2 separate regions of the Mus musculus genome follow, and region 2 is linked to region 1. A link is a loop called in an ENCODE intact Hi-C map of the cell type or tissue named here. Cell type or tissue: left cerebral cortex. All regions are shown on one strand. Links, peaks and the distances in the headings refer to the core of each region. The heading gives the core; the rest is flanking DNA.

Region 1 (12,362 bases), core at 2,036-10,035:
TGCTTTATTGCTTTTCTATATCCTCGACACTAGCGCCCCATTTTCTAAAGAACACATACATATTTTTGAATTGGTCTTTCACTTAATCAAAACTGCAAATTGATTGTCAAAGAGTACAACCCACATATCTGTGATACTCTGCTCAGCAGCTGCATTGTAGGAGCAGATGTTCACCAAATGGCTGCGGAGTGGTCCATGGGTCCTTGCTGTGGGCTGCTGCAAGCACACACAAAAGTTCACACTTTCTCTTTTTCTCACTCCCTCATGTCTGCATTTGATTATTCATTTACATACTAGAAACCATGATTAATATCAGGCTTTCTACAAGGGAAATACCCAATCTCCTCTCCAGGGTCTGAGTGTCTGCTCTCAGTGAGATGGGACATAACATGGCTCTGGGTATACTCTAGAGTGACCCTGCACTGACTTGTATATACATATTTTATTGTTTGGAAAGGGATGTGAAAACAGCAAGACTCCAAATATTCATTGAAGGATTGTCTTTGTTTATTGTTTTCTTTCTTTCTCTTTTTTTATACAAGGAAGAGTTTTTTTTGGGGGGGTAGGGGTGAGGGCGGGGTTTAAAGTTCCAGATAACAACAGTTCATGACAACAGAGCAGAGGTATCACCAATTAAATAATAACATTGTCCAACACAAGCAAGAAAGAGGAAGAACAAAATCAAAAAGAAGGCAATGAATCTTTACACTCTTAAACATTACCTCCAATAACATATCTCTTCCAAACAGAGTATACCTCCTAAACATGTCAAAACCTGACACCAATTGAAGGCTAAGATTTCAAATTGTCAGAGCCCTTGGAGGACATGCTCATGCTTATCATCAGAGTAACTAACGCAAAATTACATAGGACAAGGCACATCAAGACCTACGCTTTTGTATTTAAGAAAGAGAATATTGAGCATTAACTTTAAAAATGAGACCAAATAAAATCAAATAATATGTTGAGTAATTCCTTCAAATTTCAATGACTTAATCTGATCTTTCTAAATACAGTGTATTATAAACAAATACGTATACCAAAGTTGTACTTTCCTTGCCTGTTTTGGTGATACTGAATTATTTTCACAAGCACCAAAAAGTATCCTAACGTATGGCCTATTGAGTGTGAAATTGGACACAAAACCGTCACATGATTACAGAGGTCTTGAAAGTCCTTGTTCGTCCAAGTTCTGTCAATCAATTACTGTTCAAAACTGCTACACATTAAAGTCCTTTCAATGCAAATTTAAATACCACTTAACCTATTACAAATTATAACCGTACTTTGTATTATTGGGAATTCAGGAAAATAACTTTAGTTTTCATAGTTATCTTAAAGAGGCTTCTTTCTTTCTTTCTCTTCCTTCCTTCCTTCCTTCCTTCCTTCCTTCCTTCCTTCCTTCCTTCCTTCCTTCCTTCCTCCCCCCCCCTCTCTTTCTTTCTTTTCATTATGGTCATGAGGAAGGGCAAACTAGTGCATGTTGCTAAAATATCTACCTGAAATCTACTGAAAAACCTTCTAAATAATTATTTCGGTTAGTAAACAAAGAAATGGGTTTTGTTGCATCACTTTCTTTGTCCTTTAACTCCCACTGTTCTCCCCATCCTCAGCCGTTGCTGGTCCTTTTCCTTCCCCTAAGACACCCCCAATTCTGCTTTCATGCTCTATATATTCTATGATCCTCTCTTGTTCTCCCTGCTCCTTGCTTTAGCACTATCACTTCCTCACAAAGATCTCTTTGTTTATAGTCTAGACTCCACATATGATAGGAAACCTGATATTTCCCTTTTCATAGTCTAATTCATTTCATTTAATATAATGATCATCATTTCCATCCATTTTCTTATAAATGTCATATCTTTATTCTTCTTTACAGCGACATTAAATTCTACTATGGATTTTCTTTTATTGACTCATACTTTGATGGCCATCTAGGCTAATTCCAATTCCATGCCTTGCATAGTGTGAATAGTATGGTAATAGCTATTTGGATGTGCAAGGATCTTGGTGGTGTGCTAGCTTATTCTTTGGGTCTGTAGAAGTATTATTATTTTTATTAGATATTTTATTTACTTACATTTTAAATGTTATCCCTTTTCCCAGTTTCCCTCTGAAAATCCCCTATCTCCTCCCCCATTCACTTGCTCCCCAACCCTGGGGCATAGAGCCTTCACAGGACCAAGGTCCTCTCCTCCCATTGATGACCGACTAGGCCATCCTCTGCTACATATGCAGCTGGAGCCATGAGTCCCACCATGTGTACTCTTTGGTTGGTGGTTGAGTCCCTGGGAGCTCTTGGGGGTTCTGGTTAGTTCATATTGTTGTTCCTCCTATGGGGCTACAAACCCCTTCAGCTCCTTTGGTCCTTTCTCCTCCACTGGGGACCCTGGGCTCAGTTCAATGGATGACTGTGAGCTTTCATCTATGTATTTGTCAGGCACTGGCAAAGCCTCTCAGGAGACAGCTATATCAGGCTCCTATCAGCAAGCACTTGTTGGCATTCACAATAGTGTCTGGGTTTGGTGATTGTAAATGGGATGGATCCCCAGCTGAGTCAATCTCTGGAAGGTCATTTCTTCAGTCTCTACTCCACACTTTGTCTCTGTAACTCCTTCTATGGGTGTTTTGTTCCCCCCTTCTAAGATGGATTGAATTAGTACTTGCTGACAGGAGCCTGATATAGGTCTCTTCTTATTTGTTCTTTTGGTGATGATAGCTATTCTGACTAGGCTCAGACAGAATCCAAAATCAGTTTGTATTTCCATAATGTTGTTCAATTATTTTCCAAATATTTATTATCCATATCTATTTCTTTTTGGGAGTACTATCTACTTAATTAAATAGCACATACATTGATAATGGACAATTTGCTTTTACCGTGTCTTGCATCTAGAGTTCTTCCTGAAGGCAGTATAGTTGGCAAAGCTTTTCTCTACTCTGTCGGCTGCCTGTTCTCTTTGCTGATCCTTTTATTTGTTTTGCAGAAACTTCACTTTCAGGCAATCTCAACTTTCAGTTATCGAGGTTGTCTCTTTAATACTAACTCTTCAAAGTAAATGTTTCCTTCTTTCATTTTCTTTTCATTTTCTTTTTTTAAACCATCTGTTTTTCCAACTTTTATATCTCTTTCATGGGAAGAAGAAATGCCAAGGGACAAAGCGCTCAAGGACTAAAGTGTTTACATCTCAGATTGACCAAATTTCAGCTTCAATTTTTTTAGCAAAGAAATTGTTTCCAAATTTATTTCCTTTTTTTTTTTTTTTTTTTTTTTGGATTTTTTCGAGACAGGGTTTCTCTGTATATATAGCCCTGGCTGTCCTGGAACTCACTTTGTAGACCAGGCTGGCCTCGAGCTCAGAAATTCTCCTGCCTCTGCCTCCTGAGTGCTGGGATTAAAGGCATGTGCTACCACACCTGGCTTAATTTATTTGCTTTTAAGAAACCAAGTTTAGTGTAAACTTGAGAGTGGGAGGCAGGACACGCATGTGGGCAGAAGTGATGTATTCCCTCTTTGTCATTAATTTTCATCCCTAACATTGACTTTGTGTTAGACTGAGACAAACACTGCTCTCCACACTAAACACCTTTAAATATTGCCCAATGAGCAGACTCTCTCAAAAATGTTATCTACTCAAATAAGAAAAATCTCTAAATCTGCCCCATTTTGGCTAAGCATAATTTTTTTCTTTTCTTCTCTCCCTGCTTAATTCTTGACATAGATACAGACAAAAAAAGAAAAAGACAAAAAAGAAAAAAGAAAGAAAGAATTAATGAATGGGAGGAACACTTTTAAAAGTTATTTTGACTGGAATCATTATTTCCCAGACTTGATGATTAAATGGTGATTAAAGTGTCATAATGCTTAGCTTTGAATTGCAGAATGAAACTCACATATCTCAATGTAATATTCTTCTTTTTAAATATCCTGCCTTCCCATATCAAACCAGAAAACCCACCATGCTATTTCAGATTTAGTAATACAGTCAACATATCACTCTACAACTTCAAAAATATTCACAGAAAACAACATTAATTTCTTCTTTGTTGAGTGGTTGAATCTTTATGGGTACTTTACTTCAACTGTGACACATAGATGTAATTCTCAAATTACTTAGATTATAGGAGGAGTGTGACAATTTTTTTATAATGATTGGCCACATCAGAATCTTATGCTGGTGTATTGTGTATTTATGAAGAATTGTGAACTTTTGGGCAACATCCCATAACCCAGAGGTTACTCTGCAACATCCAATAGTGTTAGAGCTCAGAGCAGGTGAGCACCCTGGACCTGCAGCAAGTAAATAATTCAATAGGAAATGTAACCCTTATGAGGGCTTATTTCTAAGCAATAGTGTCTCTGAGCTGCAAAGCAGTCAGTCATTTTGGTCTTGGGAAATAATTTGTTTTCCCAATGATATGGGTGCTGATCACTGAAGACACATATACTGTTAACATACAGTAGAAGTTCAGCCTTTGACATGGCCCCAAACTTTTCATTGTCTTGGAGCTGGAATACTGTTGGCTTAAGAAGCCTAACCATTGTTTCCAAGTAGAGAATATACAACTTTATCATACACTTTTCTGGCCCTTGGAAATGAAATGTCTAAAATGAGTTCCTTTTTTTGCTGACAATTTTGTTCTGTTTACTGGTAGACTCCTAAAGGAGTCAGGAAGTGTTCCTCCCTGTGCTAAGGAGCTTGGAAAGCCCAGAGGGGATAATGGCACAGTCAAAATAAAAATGTACAAAAATGCTTTACAAAGATAACCCAAAAATAGTCAAGCTGCTGGTTAGCTTGGAGGTCTGGGGCATCTTGCTCTTACTTTTCTCTTACTCTTTTGTAACAACAAGGCAAACAGACTGAGGCATCTCTTGTTTTCTGGAAGGAAAAATATTAGAACCTTGTTAATTATGCTAGAGTGAACATGGCAGCAAAAGGAAAAATATGATTTTAAGTATAATGGTGCATGCTGGAAACACAGATTGGCAAGCATATGGGGTTCTGGCATCTGGACAGAAGCCTTCTCAACCATCTGCTTCTCAGAGGTTATTCTGGCAACTTGCACAGCCATTCCAGTGAATCACAGGTCTGTGCTAAGGCTTTTCAACAAGCAGCTAAAGAGGGCAGAGGTACCTACACAGAGCCTCTGCACACAGGTCCATTTCACATTGTTCTGGAGAGTGAGCTGTCCTGAGATGCAGTATTTCATCAGGATTTCATCACGACGGAGGCAGGCATTTCTTCATGCTAATAGTTCCCTATATTATGCAGCAAGAGATGGTCATTTTCTCCTTAAGAGGTATCCTCCGCTTCTGCTTCTCTGAAATGTGTATAATTGAGTAACTTTGTGTTTTGCTATGTGTCCTTAAGTGCAGACCCAAATGGCAACTCGGCTCTCCTTTTCTTCTCATTCTATCCAGTGCTGTCAGGAATTGTAGACATTTCTTATATGGTTTTCAGGACTCAGAAAGATGCCTCATGGCCTACTTTTAAAGTTAAAACACTTTTCTTACTTTTGATGTATGTTTACAGAATATTCCTGTTTCAGTTTTTTTGTTAAAAAGTCCAAATCTATATCTAAATGTCATATAAATTGATTAAATCTTTCGCTCCATTTCCTTCAGACATTTGTGTTGAAGCCCTACAGCTTAATTCATGTAATGGTTTTGGTTTATGGGGTATGTGAGCTGTGGGTAGTAGTCACAGTTCAATATGGTCTTGAAGGTGATGCTCTCTAGATGGCTCTAGATCTTTATGAGAGTTTGGAAGAGACAAGAGCTCATTCTTGACACTATGTGAAGAAGTTGAAGTGAAGAAGTTGAAGAGGCAGCTATTTCTATGTCACCAAGAGTGTTTTTCTTTCTTTTTTTTTTTAACCAGAACCTAGCCTAAGAAGATTGGCTCCTTGCTCCTGCACTTCCAGCCTCTAGAACTTGAGAAGTAAATGACTGTTGGCTTCAGCCATTTAGTGTATAGGTCTTTGATAGACAACCTGAGCTAAGTTGACGAAGTAGACATGTTTCCTTTTTAGGATATCTATGGAGTTTTTAAAAAAGTATATGCATCCTTTTCATATATAACATATAAAACTTTTTCAGATAATATTACTGTCCACTAGCCAATAAGCAATCAGAAATAGTCAGAATAGATTTGAATATATATTAATAAGTACAGAGCTACACATAAGGTTACTTAGGTCATTCATTTTTGTAACATATTTACCCAGTAAAACATTCTTCAAGACTGAATGGTATTTTTGAAATAGCCTTTGTTACATATTGCTCTTATTAATAATATGGTAATAATCCATTAGGCTTGGAAGCTATTTCCAGGTGCTGATTTTAAGGGAAACTGGACATAACTATCTGCTTGCTTACAGTAGCTGTTCCTCTTGTTTCTTCACACAGTTCCTAGGTGCTTTCATGGTCTAAAACTTCCAGACTGCTGGGGTGACCATGGTCATTTGGACATGAGTGAAATCTTTGGAAGTGTCTGAAAGAAACAGTAGAAAACGTCCAGAAGCTCTTTTTTTGTGTCTCAGTATTTCAGAGGATTTTGAGAGATTTGAATGTATCACCTTCTCTCTCCCCTTTTCTGTGTATTTTGAGATTATGAGTTTGCGGAATTTGATTTTGCTTTCTGTTTGTTTGCTTGCTTAGCTTTAGTCCACATTGTACTCTGCCAGGAATATTCCACCTTCAGATAATCACCCTCCCAGGACTCATGAGAAGCTCTTTATTTGTGTTTTGAAAATTATTCAAGAGCAATTATTTCATCACGGCTCCAAATGCTGTTTGAACATTCCTAACCTCCGCTCACCCCACCAGCTTCATCCAGATGGCTATGGCATCCAATCTTACTGTTGGACACAATTTTCTTTCTTCCTCTTCAGACTCCACAGAATTCCTCTGCACTTGGCACTTTAATTTTGCACAAATTCTGTTGAATAACCCAATGAATTTGTTATACCCCATCTAGCTGATGTACTGTGCTTAGGTAGTTCACTTTAACTTTTACTTAAGTATTTCAGATGGGGATTATCAGAACTTACAGAGCGTTAGTTTTCAGAGTATACAAGAATTCAACACAAAGGATAAAAAAGACCCACTTTTAAAAATGACCAAAGACCTGAAAAGACGGAGGAGGAAGAGGAGAAAGAGGAGGAGGAAGAGGAGAAAGAAGAGAGAATGAGTTTCACATCTGTATCTCCATCTCTATCTCTCTTCCTATCTCTCTATCTCTATCTATCTATCTATCTATCTATCTATCTATCTATCTATCTATCTATCTATCTATCTTACTATCTATCCATCTTACTATCTATCTATCAATCAATCATCTATCTATCTATCTATCTATCTATCTATCTATCTATCTATCTATCCATCTACCTATCTATCTATTTAGCATCCCTAGCAATTAGAGGAAATGCAAATCAAAACAACTTTGAGATTTTATCTCACCCCACTTAGGATGGCAAAGATCAGTTGACCAACCAACAACAAATGCTGGTGGGGATGTGGGAAAAAGGTAACTCTTATTCACTGTTAGTGGGATTGCAAACTGTTACAGCCACAATGGAAATCAGTGTAGAGAATTATCAAAAAAAAAACCCTAAAATAAATCTACCATATTGTTGGGCATTGCCGTATGTACAGACAGTCTGGTCTCCAATTGAGCTGAGGTCTGAACCCCAGAGTGGTGATAATTCACCTACATGGCATGGTAGGCGTTCCCTCATGTCTCCTGGACTCAAGGCTCCTGTCGAAGTTACCACCCCCACACCCCCCACAGAAGATGTGTGACTAGTAGTCATGTAGACAATGTCCCAAGCTTCTGACCTTCAGGCTAAACTCCTCCCAGTTACCTAGCAACAGTAAAGATAACAGCCCACCATAAGAGGTGCTGCTTGGCTCGAGCTTGCTCCCTTGTTCTCCTCTCCTTGTCCTCTCCTCTCCTCTCCTCTCCACATCCTCTCCTCTCACTCTCTCTCCCTCTTGCTCTAGCCTTTCTTCTCTCTTTCCTTTCCCCCTTCTCTCTGCTTGGCCATGGCTGATCTCTCTCTTTTTACCTTCTCTCTTTCTCCCTGCCTTTCTACAATAAAGCTCTAAAACCATAGACTGTCTCTGTACATCAAGGCCTGCTGTGCTTGGATGATGGGATAGGCTTTCTCCTAATGAGTCATTTCTCCCAATGGAAGGCCTTCCTGTGCTCCAGTCAAGGCCCAGACTAAGGACTCTCTCCTGTGTGAGAACCTCTCTTTCTGCCGTCTCTTCTGAAACTCCGGGGCCTAGGGTTACACCCCGGGGGCCCTGGTTTTGGGGGCTGCTCCTTATTCACCCCTGTTGAGTGGGGTTAGTGGCTTAGATGCCCACCTGGGGCTGAGTGGAAAGCATCTGGCAGCCCTCCCATGTCTGCCTTCCCAGAGCATAAGAGGAACTTTGGTGGGATGTGGGCTCCTCCCTTCTCCCTCTTTCCCCAATACCCCCATTAGTTCCCACACCATATGACCCAGCCATATCAGTACTTGACATACATCCAAAGGGATGAGCATTCTACTCTTAGATATTTGTTCAGACATATTCATTGCTGCTCTACTCACAATATCTATGAAATGGAAATAGCTTAAATGTCCTAAAAGTGAAAAATGAACATAGGTGGTGCATAAACAGCATGAAATACTAATTCAGCAGTAAAGAAAGATGAAACCCTGAACTTTGCAGGTAAATGGATAAAACTGAAAAAGATCACAGTGAGTGATCTAGACCCAGAAAGACAAACAGTGCATAATCTCTCTTATTGTTTGTTCCAATTGTTGGTTCAAATATTCAGATGTGAGTACATAGCCTGAGCAACTATAGAAACCAGGAAAATAAAACATTGCCAAGATAGGGGAGTTGAGGAACAATAGAGAGGTTGCAAGTAATCTGATTAGGGAACTGGGAAAGGGGAAGCCACTTAGGGAAGAGGGTGGTTAATGCTGAAGAAGGTGGGAGGAGGGTTAAGAGGAAAAGCAGAATAAAATTGATCTGGTAGAAGTGGAAAAACAGGGACTCCTTATGGATGAAGGAGTCGGTAAATAGAAGAGAAGAAGGTAGGTTGGAAAAATAATGATATAGACTGATTTAAAATCCACAAAGAATTATTCTATTAACTATTAACTTAAAATAAGTAAAACACATATAAATCAGTATATAGATATCCACATATAGTTTTATAGTTTTAATGAACTTTTCTTATCTCAACTAAAGGTACTTCCAAGAGATAAAGACTACCTTACCAAAAAACCTCAATACCAAACATGAGATTCTGTTTTTTGAGTTGTTGGCCTGGACCGTCTAAAAGACTGCCAAAATATACAGCCTATAGCTGATGCCTTAGGATGTCCCTAAGCGACAAAAGGTATCTTTGTATTGGTGAAGATGCCATGCTCTTCAGAAACAGGGCCCAGAAGCCCCTGAACTTGAACTGACTGGAATATCTACTCTTTGAGGACTAAGTCTCAAGGTGACATTCACACAGCCAAAGAAGAGAGAAAACCAAAATTCTCTCTCAGTTATAATGTCTATGAACTACATCAATGACCAATATGACTTAATAGTCCTACAGCTGCAGTAGTGGCACACATACCTTGACAGTAACCAATGATTCTCTAATTGGACTTAAGACCCACTTGAAACAGGGGATGCCATGCCTAACAAATTTAGTTAACTAATCAGTGTTAGTGAAATCAGCTAGAGAATAATCACTAATTTACTAACCTAATATATCTTCCAATAACAGCCAGCAAACATTTGTCCTAATATCCACAGATAACTATAGACTTCACCTCTCATCAAGGAAACGTCTCTTTGCAGCAGATAGAGGCCAATACAGAAAACCATAACTAGTCAAATGCAGAGTTCTGGAGCCTAGTCCCAGTGGAATCATGACAAAACAGCCCCACCCTAAGACTCAGGAAACATTGTAAACAGGGGCAGAATGATTGTACCATTCAGAGGATCAGGTACTTTGAGATGTAGTTGCGCCTCCTAGTTACATTAGAACCTATACCTGTAAGGTCTTCCTAACATAACTGCCCATGAGTTGAACAAGGAAGATACGATGAACATTCCAAACTGCTTGCAAGATAGTCCATGAGGTCTCAACCCTTCACAGAAAACTACAGGCAACTGAGTGAAGGTTGGAGAACACCAACTGTTTCCCAGTGCCAAATGATCAACCCTGAATACATAAATACAATTAACAGTATATGGACTCAATAGGTTATATTTGGCAATATATGTACACATAAGCACAAATATGTGTGCAAGTAATGAGAAAGGGGGCAAACATGAATTTGGGGGAGAGCAGGGAGTGTCTGAAGAGATAAAAATATGATGTATTATGTACTTTAGCTATCCACCATGAATATTTTTCATCTCATTTAATATTGTCTGAAACCCTTTATGAATAATTTTTTTCTTTAAAAAGACATTCTGTCGTAAGAAATATGTGAAATTGTAGAAAAATACAAATGCAGTAGGTTGACCCCTTGGACCACAGGAAAAAACTTATTGCTGGTCAACATTCCTTTTGCTTTCTTTGAAGAGCACCAATGCACACAACCAAGGAATGTCCAAAGTTTCTTGTAATGTCTGTGTGTGAGTTTGGTGGGACACCTAAAGAGTTTGCCTTAGAATTGCTGGAAATTTCTAAAGAAGTAAAGGTCAGTGACAATTAAATTAGAAGAATATTAATTTAAAAATAGAACTTGAAGGGTTGAATTTTTAGTAGACTAGTGACAGCTTATTACAGTTTTCAATGGAGGTGCTGATGGGGCTAGGGACTTGATAATGAGTGCACCCAGAGTCAAGTGCCCCATGAGCAGACTTGGACCTTTCAGTCTGATCCCTAGCCCTTAAAACACAGTGTTACTTACATGCAGGGATGAAATGACTCTTTCCTTGTCCTTTCCATGTGTGCATATATGTATAATTGTGTGCATGCATGGGAATTTCTTTGGGAGAATAAAATCAAGATGAATAGCTATTTTACATAATCTTATAGGGAAATATAAAATGACATTTTGTATTATAGCCTAGGTACAATAAAATGTATTTGGATCCTATTTATTTATTTAATGATAATAGCCTTCCAAAAAGGAAAACAAATTTATTCAAAAAAGTACTCAGAAGTGGTTTCAATTGAAAAAAGCCATGGGAGGCTTTTGGTGTTTCAGTAGAGAGATGGAGGTGACACCTATGATTCTGATGATAGACCATGGTGCTTCCAGAGATAGAGAAGAGCTCAGACTTCAGTTTCCCTGAGATATCTCCTCATTCGTGCAAGTGTATCTGCAGGCTGATGTTAGGGAATTGTTACACAGAAGGGACTTCCTTTTATAGGAGCTAAGGGGTAGCCAGTACCGGGTACAGGGGATCCTTTGTATCTCCTTCCCTGATCATGATTGTAAGTTGCTGCCTGCCATCAAGTACAGGTCAAAGCAATATCAGCGTAAAGACTGACATACAAGTCCTGTCCTGGGATAAGCGAGCCAGATGGAATAGGCACATATTAGTAAGAGTTCTAGGAAAAGCATCCTGATCCAGCACGTAGCAGCACTTTCCTCAACCTAAGCAACGATTTGGGTCCCTGGTTTGATGAAATCTGTATGTCTGGGAGAAGAAAGACAACAGAAGGCAGAAGGTGAACAGGGCAGCCTGGGAGGCAGTGGCAGTGACCCCAGTTGCTGAAGTGATGTTTAAAGGGCCCCGCCTATGGAAATGACCTTTCATTGTGGAAATCTATAGAAAGCCAGTCTCAGAGCCGGAATGTGGTGACACAGAGATAAAGCTTTCACTGCTAATAATTGCTTAGCTTTTAGCTAAAAAGCCAAAAGTGCATCAACATTTCAATGATTACACCCTATTTATTAATATCCTTTCCAAACAGAATGGCTTTTAAGATGTCAGAGTAGCGTACAACTTGTGCTCTCATAATACCTAGCTTTAACCAATTTCAGATACAAGGAATTGAAGTAATGACTCTCATTAAATTCTCATCAATACTGTCCTGACCAGAATTCTGTTGTTTTTGCACAGCCATTAGAGGAAACAAATGTGTTGACCAATGATCTGCCATGAGAGGTGAGTTTGTTTAAAGTAATTAAGTTTCTATAGATGAATAATCACTTTAAAGGCAGTAAGATATCCTGGGTTCCATGAAGCTCCAGAGAGAAAATACAACAGTTAAAGGTCTAGTTGTTAGCATATAACTTATCAAAGATATCAATAGCATAGTATCAACGCACTGCATATTAAAAGACATTTCTCCTTTAAGGGAAAGAAACCTGCTTTAAGAGCCTTGCCCATGCATTAA
Region 2 (12,362 bases), core at 2,941-10,940, 290 kb after region 1:
TGTTACTAATGGGAACCTGCTCCTCTAAAAGACCAAAGTGAAACGTATAGAGGAATTAGCCTTGAAAATTAAAGTCTCCTGATAAAGATGGAATTAGTGGTAATTGCTGGAAATTGGGAGATTTGAAATGTTGGGAAGACTTTGCATTTTATACACATTTGCACTACTTGACTTCTTCTTTGACAATTCAATCTTTTTAGAAAACTGTCAATCAATGTTTTTATCAACACAGTATGAATGATTTAAATCAGTGCCCAAATTACTGTCCTTGTTTAAAAACAGAAACAAAATCATCATGAGTCTACCAGCTTTTAAATCATGCAATTTATTGGATGGACCCTAAAGGATAATCATGACATACTGTGTATTGTATGCAGAGAGTTCTTGTATTATCATTGTCAGGGAAGTTATTAAGCCCAGGCCCTTAATTATACTAGGCACCTGCTACATCACCAAACTTAATCACCAGCCCTATGAAGACAATCTTTTTATTTATTTATTTATTTATTTATTTTATTTATTTATTTATTTTTATTAGATATTTTCTTTATATACATTTCAAATGCTATCCCGAAAGTTCCCTATACCCTCCCTCTGCCCTGATCTTATCTATAAAATCAGCCTTATTCCTAGGTTAACATATGCTTCAGAGTTTGAATAAGTGGTCTAATTCTATTACAACTCTTAATATAACTTAATATTCAGACATATATGAAGGAAAATGTTTATATATTTAAAATTCTGAGAATTTTAAATTTTCATACTTCAATGAAAACCAACACTTTAGAGTTCAGCACAGAGTCCTCTATCAGGATGAAGGATCTCTTTGCCCTGTATCTCACAGGTAAAGAGTTCCAGAAGTTAGGGAGAATGAGAGACGGGATTAGAGCTGAGTAACTGAGAGAAGTGAATATTAGTGACGTGGAAGTAGAACAGAGAGCCTGGAAGAATGCCTGAGTAGACTCAGTCTTTTCCTTATCCTTAATTTCCTTGATTTTCACTATTGTTTTGTGAGTCTTGTGTGCCAATCCTACTTCTAGAGTATTGAGAAAAGCAGTCACCTTCTCGGCTCACCAAGAAGCAAAACATGTCCCCCTGGCTCTTGCTTCTGTTTATCTCATGCTAACATGGAGTGTGAATACCAAACTGTTAGGGAGGAGCAAGGACATGAGAAATGAGAGGTGCAAGCTGGAAGCATATAGTAGGAAAATGCTCAGAAAGAACTTGTTGCTTCCATTATCATTTCCTTCTGACAATTGAAGCTATTGCCTTGGAATTGTTGAGGAGCTTAACCCAAGGCTAGAAATGAGGAGAGAAAACATCCAGAAGTTGAGTTCCAGGTGGTACTGGAAAGGAGACTCAGGGAAGGGACTGACTCTTACTGTTGAGAAGGTTTCCTAGGAAGCCATCCTTGCATTCACCAACCATGCCCTACTTTGTAAGATGCTGTTAATAGTACCTTAAGTCTGGACACATTTGAAAAGAAACAAGTCAAAGAATAATGAATGAAACTATTTTAATGATGATTATCATTAATATTTATTGAACATATTTAATAAGTATTTTAAAGTGTGTGTGTACATGTCTTCTGTATATTGAAAAAAGACTTTAGAAGTCACATGAGGAGTCAAAGCCCTTGAAGCTACAGTTTCAGATGGATATAAGTTGCCAAGTTGGTGCTAGAACCTAAATCCTGGGGTCTTCTACAAAGCAGTAAATGTTTTTGGTGACTGCGTCATCTTTCTAGGCTTATTTTATGTATTTTTAAATAATTGATTTGCATTATATGATCTAACTTTTGTAACATCTAAATAATATAAGTATTTTTCATTATTTCATTTAATGTATGAAGAATCTGAGGCACTGGGAAGTTGCACAACTTGTTTGGGGATACACAGGTGATATTGTAGGAACAACTTATTTATATTTGACACATGTAAATGGGCAAGAGGGTTCTCTTACATGGCTATGGGAGGAATATCTTTGTCAAAATTCTAAGGCATGAGCTATACAGTTGTATTGTGGGAATGCTAATTTGCATGCAAATAGAATTGTACCAGGAAAAAAAATACATAATTCCAAATTGAGATCGAACTTTTCATAGAACAATTTAAGTCCCAAAACATTATTAAAATATGTGTTGTCCAAGAAGCTTCTAAGCAGTGTGGATAAATGAGTCCGAAAAAATAGACTTTTTGGCAAATGTTCTGTTACAGTTCGGATGCACAGTATCTCCCACAGGCTCATGAGTTTGAACACTTGTTTTCTAGCTGGTGGTGCTGTATGGGGAGTTTATAGAAAGTTTAGGATGTAGGACCTAGCAGGAGGAAGTGAGGTGCTGGGGTACAGAAAGGAGTAAAGGGTTTACAAATATAAAACCTAGTCCCACTGCAGGTCCTATCCCTATTTTCTTAACTATTCTGACATAAGTAAGCTCCCACAACCTCATAGGAATGAGGAGTTCTGGCTGCCGCATTTTTCTAGCCATGTTAAAGAATGTATCCTTTAACACTGTGAGCCAAAACAAGTTATCTTTTCCTTAAGTTATTTTTCCAGGTGTTTTATCACACTGAGGAGAAAAACTAACAAACGTCTGTTCCAACTGGCCTTCATGCTTATTGTAGAGTCATGGTCTCAGTGGTACTGCTGAAACACCTGTTGCTTGAGTTGTGTAAAATGACTGGAAATGACCGAGATGAAGTGAGACAATAAGTTTTCTCTATCTCATATTATTTGAGCTTTGGTGAAAATGGACTCCCTGTTTCATAAGCTTTAGTTTGTATTTTGTTTTTGTATTTTGAAATTCTATTTTCTTTAAATCACTTAGATACTATCAAATGATTTTTTTAATGTTTTATAGTGGATTTTTTCATAGTATTAAAATTTTGTGTCTTTTTTTTAAGGCATCATGGAAAATCAGATAAGTAATTTTAACATTCAGATTACCTGAAAAATTTAAATTCATATAGAAATATAAGAATAATATAAAACTAAAGTGGTTCATGTAAAGTATTTATGGATACATATGATCACAGTGAGTAAATAAAGTATTATTCTTTATTGCCTGACAGAACCAAAAAACACCAGTGACAAATATTTACTAAGCAAGAAACCAAAGAGGAATTGCTTCCTGCTCACTGTGGTACATCATTGGAGCATCATTTCATTGGAAATGGTTGAGACTGATCCTAAAGACTATTAGGGAACTGGAGAGACAACTGGAGTATTATTAATCCTTTACATATAACTCTTGTCTTAGTTGTGTTTTTTATTCCTGGGGAGGAAAAAATATGACCAAAAAGCAAGTTGGGAAGGAAAGGGTTTATTCAGCTTACAATTCCAGATCATACCTCACCATTGCAAGAGTCAGGACAAGAACTCAAGTAGGGCTGGAATCTCGATGTAGGAGCTGATGCAGAGGCCATGGAGGGAGCTGCTTACTGGCTTGCTCAGCCTGCTTTCTTATAAAACCAAGGACTACCAGCACAGGGGTAGCTCTAGCCACTATGGCCTGGGCCCTCCCTCACTGTTCATTAATTGAAAGAATGCCTTACAGTTGGATCTCATGGAGGCATTTTCTCTACCAAGGCTCTTTCCTCATTGAAGACTTCAACTTGTGTCAAGTTGACACATAAAAGCATTCAGTCCAATCCCTTATGAGATAAGGCCCATTAACATTCCCTCTTATGTGTCTCACAGGCCTTAACCCTTCCAAAAATTCTATTTTACAAGTCCCCTTTGCTCACTGAGATTATGTAAGAGATAAACAATTGACTGATGGTGACTTGGGAGACCACTTTTTGATAATGTATCTACCCCTCTATTCCATAAGGCACTGCTCAATGGCAAGGCCTTCCTAAGCTGTGCATGTGGTATACAATGGGAGGGACTCTTCACCAGTATACATGCCCATAAATTGCTCAGGACATAAAGTAATGATGGAACAGCATTTGTGCCACCAGGGCTTCTACAAACAACATTAATAAACCAATTGACTCATTGAGCTAGACTTGGCTAGACTCTTAGCTCTATGGGTGTCTTCATCTGAGACAGTCTCTATAAGAAAAGATACCAGGAAATTTCCAAGTGCACATATTTTGAAAATCTTTCCATTGCCTTCTATCTTTCTGTTTTACCTTATAAATGAGAGCTATGGACTAGCCATTGCCAAATTTACCTACTAATTACCTTAATGATTTGTTACTTGATGGTATTGTTAATTATATTTTGGAACCAACATTAGAAAAGATGCTAATAATATTCACTGTTATATGCTTTTATCCAAGGTTCATTGTGCTTAAAATATTCACAGGAAGTAGTGAAAATTGTCTTCTATATTAATTTCAGATGATTAATGGGAATCTAAGCATGGGACTAATGTAACACTGAGAAAATATACTTAGCTGGGAATATGACTCACTGGTAGTACTTCCTTAGCATGTAGAAGTCCCTAGATTTGATCCTCACCAGTAAAACCTAAACAAACAAACAAACAAACAAAAACAATATAAACTTAGACAGGGGTTGAGAGTGAAGGAAGAATGTAACTTGTCAACTAACCAGTGTTGGTGAAAACATATGGTAATTCCTTAATTTAACTGTTGTGCTTTCTGCAGCACTGAATGAGTTGCTTGCTTCTCACTTCACCATCCCTTGCCAGAGCCTTCCATTCAATCAATGTACACTATCTTATCATCTGTTTAGTGAGAGGTATACTATTTCCATTTAATATCTGTAACCATTATTTGAGAAATCAATGTTTAATCAATCTCTTTATTGCTACCCAGGAAATAGAATCTGAGATGAAGATGAAGACAGATCAGAGACAAAGGGAATGGCAAACCAATGAATGGTCCAAGATGAGACCCATGCCCTGGAAAAGAGCCAACCTCCTGACACTATTAATGATACTCTGGCATGCTTGCAGATAGGAACTTAGCATAACTAAGGGAGGCTTCATCCCGAGAGGCTTAATCCAGCAGCTTATGGAAACAGATGCAGAGACCCAAATCTTAACACTAAGTAGAGCTCAGGGAGTCTTGTGGAAGAGTAGGGATAGGGTTGAGGGAGATGGAGAGGTCAAAGACATCACAAGGGTCAACTACAGAGTCAACTAAGCTGGGCCCATTGTAACTCACAGAGACTGAACAACCAGCAAAAGAGCCTGGACCTAGGCCCCCTAAACATTTGAAGCAAATGTGCAGCTTGGTCTTCATGTGGGTTCCATAGTAATTAGAGCAGGGGCTGTCTCTGAGTTTATTGCCTGCCATTTCATCCCCTCCTTCTAGCTGGACTGCCTTGTTGGGCCTCAGTGGGAGAAGATGTACCTAGTCCTGCTACACCTTGATGGTACCCATAGGGGACCTCTCCTTCTCTGAGGAGCAGAGTGGGTAGTAGGAGGAAGGGAGTTGTGAAAGTGGGACTGGGAGGGGAGGAAGGGACCTGTGATTCCAAGGTAAAGTGAATTGCATTAATTCAATATTTTACTAATGCAAAGTGAATTATATTAATAAAATAAATTAATTAATGATGAAAATCCAGTTATATGTCTTCCTAAATTCAAACCCCACCTAAAAAAAGAATCAGGTTCTGGTTCCTATGAAAAGTTGGTAGAATGCAGCTTCAGCAAGACAATTCAGAGCCATTCCCAAATACACTGGCCCTAGAGTTGCCCTAAAATGGTGGCATCATCATGGTCACGTGCTGACCAGTAGCTAAATGCATACCTCCCTGGGTGTGGGCTGAGAGCTTGGACAGACTAATTCTTGAGTACAGAAGATGTCCAAGTGCTGAAGCACTAGAGTGTTTCATTCCTTAAAAAGTTCTGGGAAACATCTACCCTACCAGATAGAGGCTGTTGCAAGTGAAGCTCAAACTCACAAAGTCTCTGAAAGGCTATAAATGTAAATGAATACATGACTGTAAATGTATGTTAAGTATAAAGGAAGAATAGTAGATATGATGAACAGGTTCACCTGAAGAAGAAAGAAACCCCAAGCTGTTTCTGCCAGTAGGAGAAAAGGTTGGCCAGTCAAGCAAATGTGGAGGGGAGGAAAATTGAAGGATGGATGAAAAGCTCTAAAAGACTTCGGTGCTCCTTGCTGCTTTGAATAAAACCATTGTTCTTGCTCTAGGCTCATTCTCAGTGATGTCATGCCTCCTAAGTATTGGTCATCAGGTTCAGAGAAGACCAAACACAACAATATCCTTGTACTATTTCTGCTTTCTCTGGTAACACAATATCTAGCTTTGACTTGTGACTTGGGTCAATTGGCTGGTTTATACAATAATACCAAGTGAATCTTGTCAGGGTTCTGGCTCTTGAGATGGGAGAAATAAGAGCTGGGAGAACATACCCTTTGGGAAAGCTTTTTAAGCGAGAGGCATTTCTTTAAGTGAGAGCTTGAAGTGCGAACTGTATGAGCCACAGAAAAGTGTGATGTTACCACACTCCTCCATATTTGTGATTGGCAAAGCCTTCTGGAGACTGGCAGCCTTTAGCAGCTCTATTTTTATTAGTGCTTATAGCTCCTGACAAATCTATACTGCCAACTCTCTACAAGCAATTCTGAAATTCACTGGGTACATTTCTGGAAGTTAGAAAGCCTGGAAAACGTTTTAATATGAAACACCAAGAAGTCCTTATATAATCTGCAGAAAATTCATACTATTTATATATCGACACCATGACATTAACTTCCAAAATGAAGGAAAATACATATCTTCCACGAGGATGCATTTTTTTTGCAGGCTGAAAAGGGAATTGTGAATTTGTAAGGCAGTTTTTCTGCTGTAGAGTCAAGCCTTGAAGCAACAGTATCATGACAACACTCTCAACATTTAGTAAGTTCAGTTGGAGTCAGAATTAGAGTGTTTATATGTTAAGAATTTGCAAAATATAAACCAAAAAAAAAAAAAAGCTGTAAGTGAAAACTCATATTCTCATGATACTCCAGTTAATGAGTTTTCATGGGATAAACCCAGAAAGGAAGAAAGAAAGAAAGAAAGGAAGAAAGAAAGAAAGAAAGAAAGAAAGAAAGAAAGAAAAGAAAGAAAGGAAGGAAGGAAGGAAGAAAGAAGGAAAGGAAGAAAGGAAGAAAGAAGGAAATTTAAAAAGAAGAGGAAAGAATGGAAAGGAAAGGGAAGGGAAGGGAAGGGAAGGGAAGGGAAGGGAAGGGAAGGGAAGGGAAGGGAAGGGAAGGGAAGGGAAGGGAAGGGAAGGGAAGGGAAGGGAAGGGAAGGGAAGGAAAGGAAAGGAAAGGGAAGGGAAGGGAAGGGAAGGGAAGGGAAGGGAAGGGAAGGGAAGGGAAGGGAAGGGAAGGAAAGGAAAGGAAAGGAAAGGAAAGGAAAGGAAAGGAAAGGAAAGGAAAGGAAAGGAAAGGGAAGGAAAGGAAAGGAAAGGAAAGGAGCATGAAGAAATGGGTAAAAGTCTTTACCTCGCACTGAGCAAATGTAAAAATTTCACAGTTCTCCTGAGATTAGCACCAGAGTTTTCCTTAGAGGCACAAAAGAATTCTGCCTTGCATTTTAGCACATCCAGCAGCAAGGAGGAAAGTGACAAAATTCTTTAAAAAGCTGAAAAGATCCAGCTTTATTTGCAGTACTTAGCTTAGTTTGGAAAAGGCAAAGGCAGATTTCAAAATAGTCTCCACATTGGACTTTTAATTTTTTTTTGAAAGAGGAGGAAATAATTGGCTTTTTCCAAATGGCTGGAAAATGGTGTCAGGTTAATGTTTATATAGGCTGTGGAAACATTTTCAACATACATCCCCCGTGTCAGTGTTTCTTCGCTTCATGCTTCCTAATGTAAAGTCGATGCTTTTGTTGTGAGTTTAAACACAAGCAGTTTAAGTCCATTATACATGCAGACTAGCGTAGATTAATTTGAACTGATTGAAACTGAAAACTCAAGGCTGTAGATAAAAATACAATTTTATTTGCATCGTTAAAGCGACCCATCTTTTCAAAATGACCTTCCTTCTGGGACTCTGCTATTAGTATGCATCTGGTAATCAGCTTCTCCCAGGAGCTCAGACCATGAATTTCAGGACCACACAGATTCTGTCTATTTCTTTCCATAGACATTCTTTCAGCCATTAGATGCCTCACTATTTCCTACAAACACACAAAGTCCCCCGCTCAACTGGGTGAGAACCTCCTCACAAACATAGCAGAAGGTGACACAGTTCAGTGCTCTAAGTGTTCTCTCAAGTGCCATCAGTGACCTGCTGTTCCTGAGAGTCAGCTGACACCCTTTTTCCAACTCCTTGATCCCTGGCCACTTACAGGGTATTGCTCATCTCTCCCAACATTCAATGCTTTCAACAGTTATAGCCAACATAGCTGTGTGGAAAATGAACCACACAAAACACTGCCTTCTGAGCTCTTTCCCTCAAACCCACTGTCTACCTCCCATGTGCTGTTCCACCAAGCCAGTCCTTATGCTCAGAGCCTGTACTTTCTTTCACTGACCTTGAGAACTTAATGGAATATGAAATTAAAGCAGCTGGGGGCCACACCTCCTGCTTCTGCTTTCCAACTCAGTTTTCCAAGTTTTTGTTGAGTATTTTGGAAACCCCTTGTTCTTGTCTTTTATGTTTTCCAGCCATCGCTGAATTCACTCTCCTCTCCTCCTTGTGCACCGTTATCTACCAGCACCATTACTGTCTGGTTGGGACCACTCAGCTCCTGGCATTAAGGCCCCAAGCTCCACTCCACCTCTCCACCTCTCCCCATTCTTCCCTCTGTCTTGTTCCAGCTGTAAACCCTGGGTTGTTCTGGTCCAGTCAATCTTTTCATTATATCTGTGGATCTTATTTTATTTTGTTAGGGACATTGATGATCTTACCTTTCCCTATAATTGTAGATTTATAAGTTTATTTTCTCCCCTGCATGCGCTCTATCAGACTTATCGAGTTTCTTCTTTTTCAGAAATGTAATATTCCTTGTATCTCATTTTCTTTTTTCTACGTGTTTGATTTTTATCTCTCCTTTTCACAGAAAAAATTTAGTAAAAGACATAATACCTGCCGATTTCATTTCTGACGTCCCAGATTTCTCATAGTACTTGCCACTAGCATCCTTTTTGATAAATATACTGTGTAGTGTTCATAGCTTTGGCGACTGGCAATGTTTTACACAGTTTATCACTGTGTGTTCTTAGACTTTCCAGGGCAACATTCTTACCTGGATTTCTTCATGTGGTTATGGTTGCTCCTTTACAGTATCTTTTTAGGTGCCAAAGATATTACTGGTTTCTTAAATAACAGGCTTAGGTATCATTCTAGTTCTCTTACTGTGTTTAATAATTCCTGTTGCATCAACAAGAAAATAGATATTGATATTTCCCACATGATCAAAATCTTGCCTGGCTTTAAGCCTGTATGTTTGTAAACGTAGTCATTATTTCTTTTGCACATATGCTATTACATTCACATCAGCTTGTGCAAAATTGAATTTAATGTCCAATATGGGAAACCTATGCTTGCCATATATGGAGAGAGCAGTATTACTATCTGTGAGGTCTATGCTCCCATGTTAGTAAATGAAACTCATTGGAAGTCAGAAGGTTGAATAGAATTAAAGTAGTTCTAGACTGATAAAACATTTATTCACTCTGGAGGCAGCCTACTACAAGGACCACTGTGCAGGCAGATGTCAGCAGGCAACCAGACACATGTCAGTACACATGAAATACAAGCAAGTAGTCACAGACACACAGACAGACTGCCATACAGTCTATATGGAGGTTGTCACATATAGGCTCTAACAAAAGTCCTTAACATCAAGACTTTTGGAACCATACAAAAGTAGCACTCTGCCAAAGAGAGTTCCATGACAGATTATTTCACTGTTACTTTGAGATTCCCTGAATATCCAGTCTCAACAATTCCATGCTAATTCATAACCCCAGGATTTCTAGTGTCAGCCATATGTTAGGTGACTTATGCTACTTCTTCACATCAGCATCTTGCTCTATAAGCCTAAACTGACCCTAATAGCCACTGTTTCCAACACCATCAACACAGATAACCATGCCAGAATCTAGGAATCATACAAGAAGACTCAGCACAACCTGACTCTCATTTCAGCATGGATCTTTGCTGTGGATGAGTCACCAAGGGTCACTGATTCTATTTCTTATGTCTCCCAAGACTATCCCTTAGCACAAGTGAATAGACTTTGTCCAGACTATAACTATGGTTATCCCTATATTTAGTCACTCTCAATACTATAGTAAGAATAATCTTTCTAAAACTAGACTATTTGATTGTGCCATTACCATGCTTCAAGCTCTTTAATACATTCTCAAGGCTTCCCTGATAGTATTCTTCTCTTCCATCAGTTCCCAAGCTTTTTGTACAAACCTGTTATTCATCTTTAATTTCCCATAACTCACAAGACTACTTTATTATTTCCTTTACCTAAAGATAGTTGGTGGCTCTAAGGTACAGCTCTTGATTTGTTGTTGTTTGCTCTTCCTTCTTTTCTATGCTGGTTAGTGTTTTTGCCAACTTGTCTGGGAAGAAGGAACTTCACTTGAGAAAACACCTTTATCAGAAGTTCCTATGGGAAAACCCGGAGGGCATTTTCTTGACTAATGATTGATGTGGGAGGACCCAGCTCAATGTGGGTGGAACCATACCTGGGCAAGTAGTACTGGGAAGCCTAAGAAGAGGAGGTAAATGTGAGTTTGGAAACAAGCCAGTTAGAAGTATTCATCCATGCTGTATGTTTCAGGTCCTGTCTCCAAGTTCCTGCCCTGCTACAGTGCCTGATTTGCCTACCTCAATGGTGGGCTGAAATTGGGATATGTAAGGAAAATAAACGTTTTCTTCCTTAAGTTGATTTTCATCATGGTATTTAATAACAGCAAAATAAAACAAACTAGGACAACTTCTTCATCTTACTAACTTCTATTTTGTGACTCAAATAATATTTTCTTTGGCAAGATTTTCCTCACCCATAAGTACCGTCTTCCTATAAGCCTTGGATAAAGTCTTTCCCTTTACTGTAGAGACAACTAAAGCCATTTCTTCCACACACATATGCCATATAGCTAGCCTTCCATATGGATCCATAGGTCTCTCATGCATGAGTCCTGCAAAGTGACCGACAAAATTATTTGGGAAAAATTACATTTCTAAGAACATGTATAGACAATATTCACACTATCATTTCCAAAGTAGTATACAACTGTTTCCATAGTCATAATATGCATGTTGCTGTAAGCCATCTAGATACAGTTGTTGAACATGTCAGAAGGCATACATAGGTTATATGCAAATATGCAATTTTACATTGGAGGCTTGAGAATCTGAGTTTTTTCAGCATTGATAGGGATCTTAGAGCAAATTTTCCAGAGATACTGAATACTAATCATGTCATAATTTCAAATAATTGTTTACCTTCTTTCCACTGTGAACTCCAGTAAGTTTTTGTCTCAATTAGTCAACATTACTTCTTTAGATATGTAGGTTATATAATCAAATTTTGTTTCACAAATATGAAAAAAAATCACTAAATATTCACTGCATTTAAAAAGATATATATGAACTTACTTGCTCAGAAAAATTTAAATAAAATGTGGAGAGAGAACTACTCCTCACCCTTCTCAAAAACATTATTCACAAGGGCATTGCTCTCGTGTCTGACTTTTTACATTAAGGATGGTTCAACGGTGGAGGACATATATTAAGACAAAAAGAGAGTTTAAAATTAGACCATTTGTGGCCCTAATGCCAAAATAGGATGGTTAGATGTTAGTTAGCAGCTGTGTTTCAAGGGACTTTAGACTTATTACATAGTAACTTGAACAGAGAATAATTAATACAAACAAGGTTGTTGGGAAAATAATAAATCAGCAGTGTTCCCTTTCTATCTTCTAATATTGAATTTCTGCCATTTTTCATTACTTTGTAGTATTGCTGACAATCCTCTATAGGATACATTCTGGCTGATCATCCTCTATAGGTCTTGGGATGAATAATTTCATCTACTTTGAGGAATCACAATATTGGCTATTGTGGTCAACTGCATTTGTCTAGTACAGAGAATTTAAGGAGACATTAAAGAACCTGCCCAAATCTATTTGTTTGTAAAAAGTGATCGTATAGAGTCCCTGTCCTATTAACAGATCCTAGTGAATACCAAAGTATTCTGTCTGCTTTTGCTTACAAGAAGTTTTATATTATCCTAATATATAAATCTATTTACATATTACATATATGTTCATTTAACCTTCTTCCAAAAGTACATTATTTACTGTGTTCATTGTCAATGTCATTTGACTAAGAATCATCACAGTAAGACACCTGTGAGCTTGTCTATGAAGATATTTCTAGAAAGGTAAAACTATACTC

What was found. Hi-C counts contacts between places; a loop is a spot of excess contacts. Peaks named below come from ENCODE experiments on the same cell type or tissue, not always from the same donor. Only the 100,000 strongest peaks of a DNase experiment are listed, where the experiment ranks them.
Region 2: it touches region 1 in a loop (7-fold over the local background); 2 of 42 quality-filtered maps call a loop at or near these places.

The regions. Positions count from the first base shown.
Region 1 is chr9:94,271,721-94,284,082 of GRCm38, reverse strand. No RefSeq gene overlaps it. Among named protein-coding and RNA genes, the nearest start is that of Gm24200, 6.6 kb to the left of the region's middle. In left cerebral cortex, for the core only: no CTCF peak of the experiment used is centred there; a DNase peak (open chromatin) is centred at 5,036; H3K27ac peaks cover 351 bases.
Region 2 is chr9:93,986,525-93,998,886 of GRCm38, reverse strand. The region is part of intron 2 of Gm31847 (a long non-coding RNA gene); the gene reads left to right. Among named protein-coding and RNA genes, the nearest start is that of Gm39401, 13 kb to the right of the region's middle. In left cerebral cortex, for the core only: no CTCF peak of the experiment used is centred there; DNase peaks (open chromatin) are centred at 5,837, 6,456 and 7,565; H3K27ac peaks cover 1,849 bases.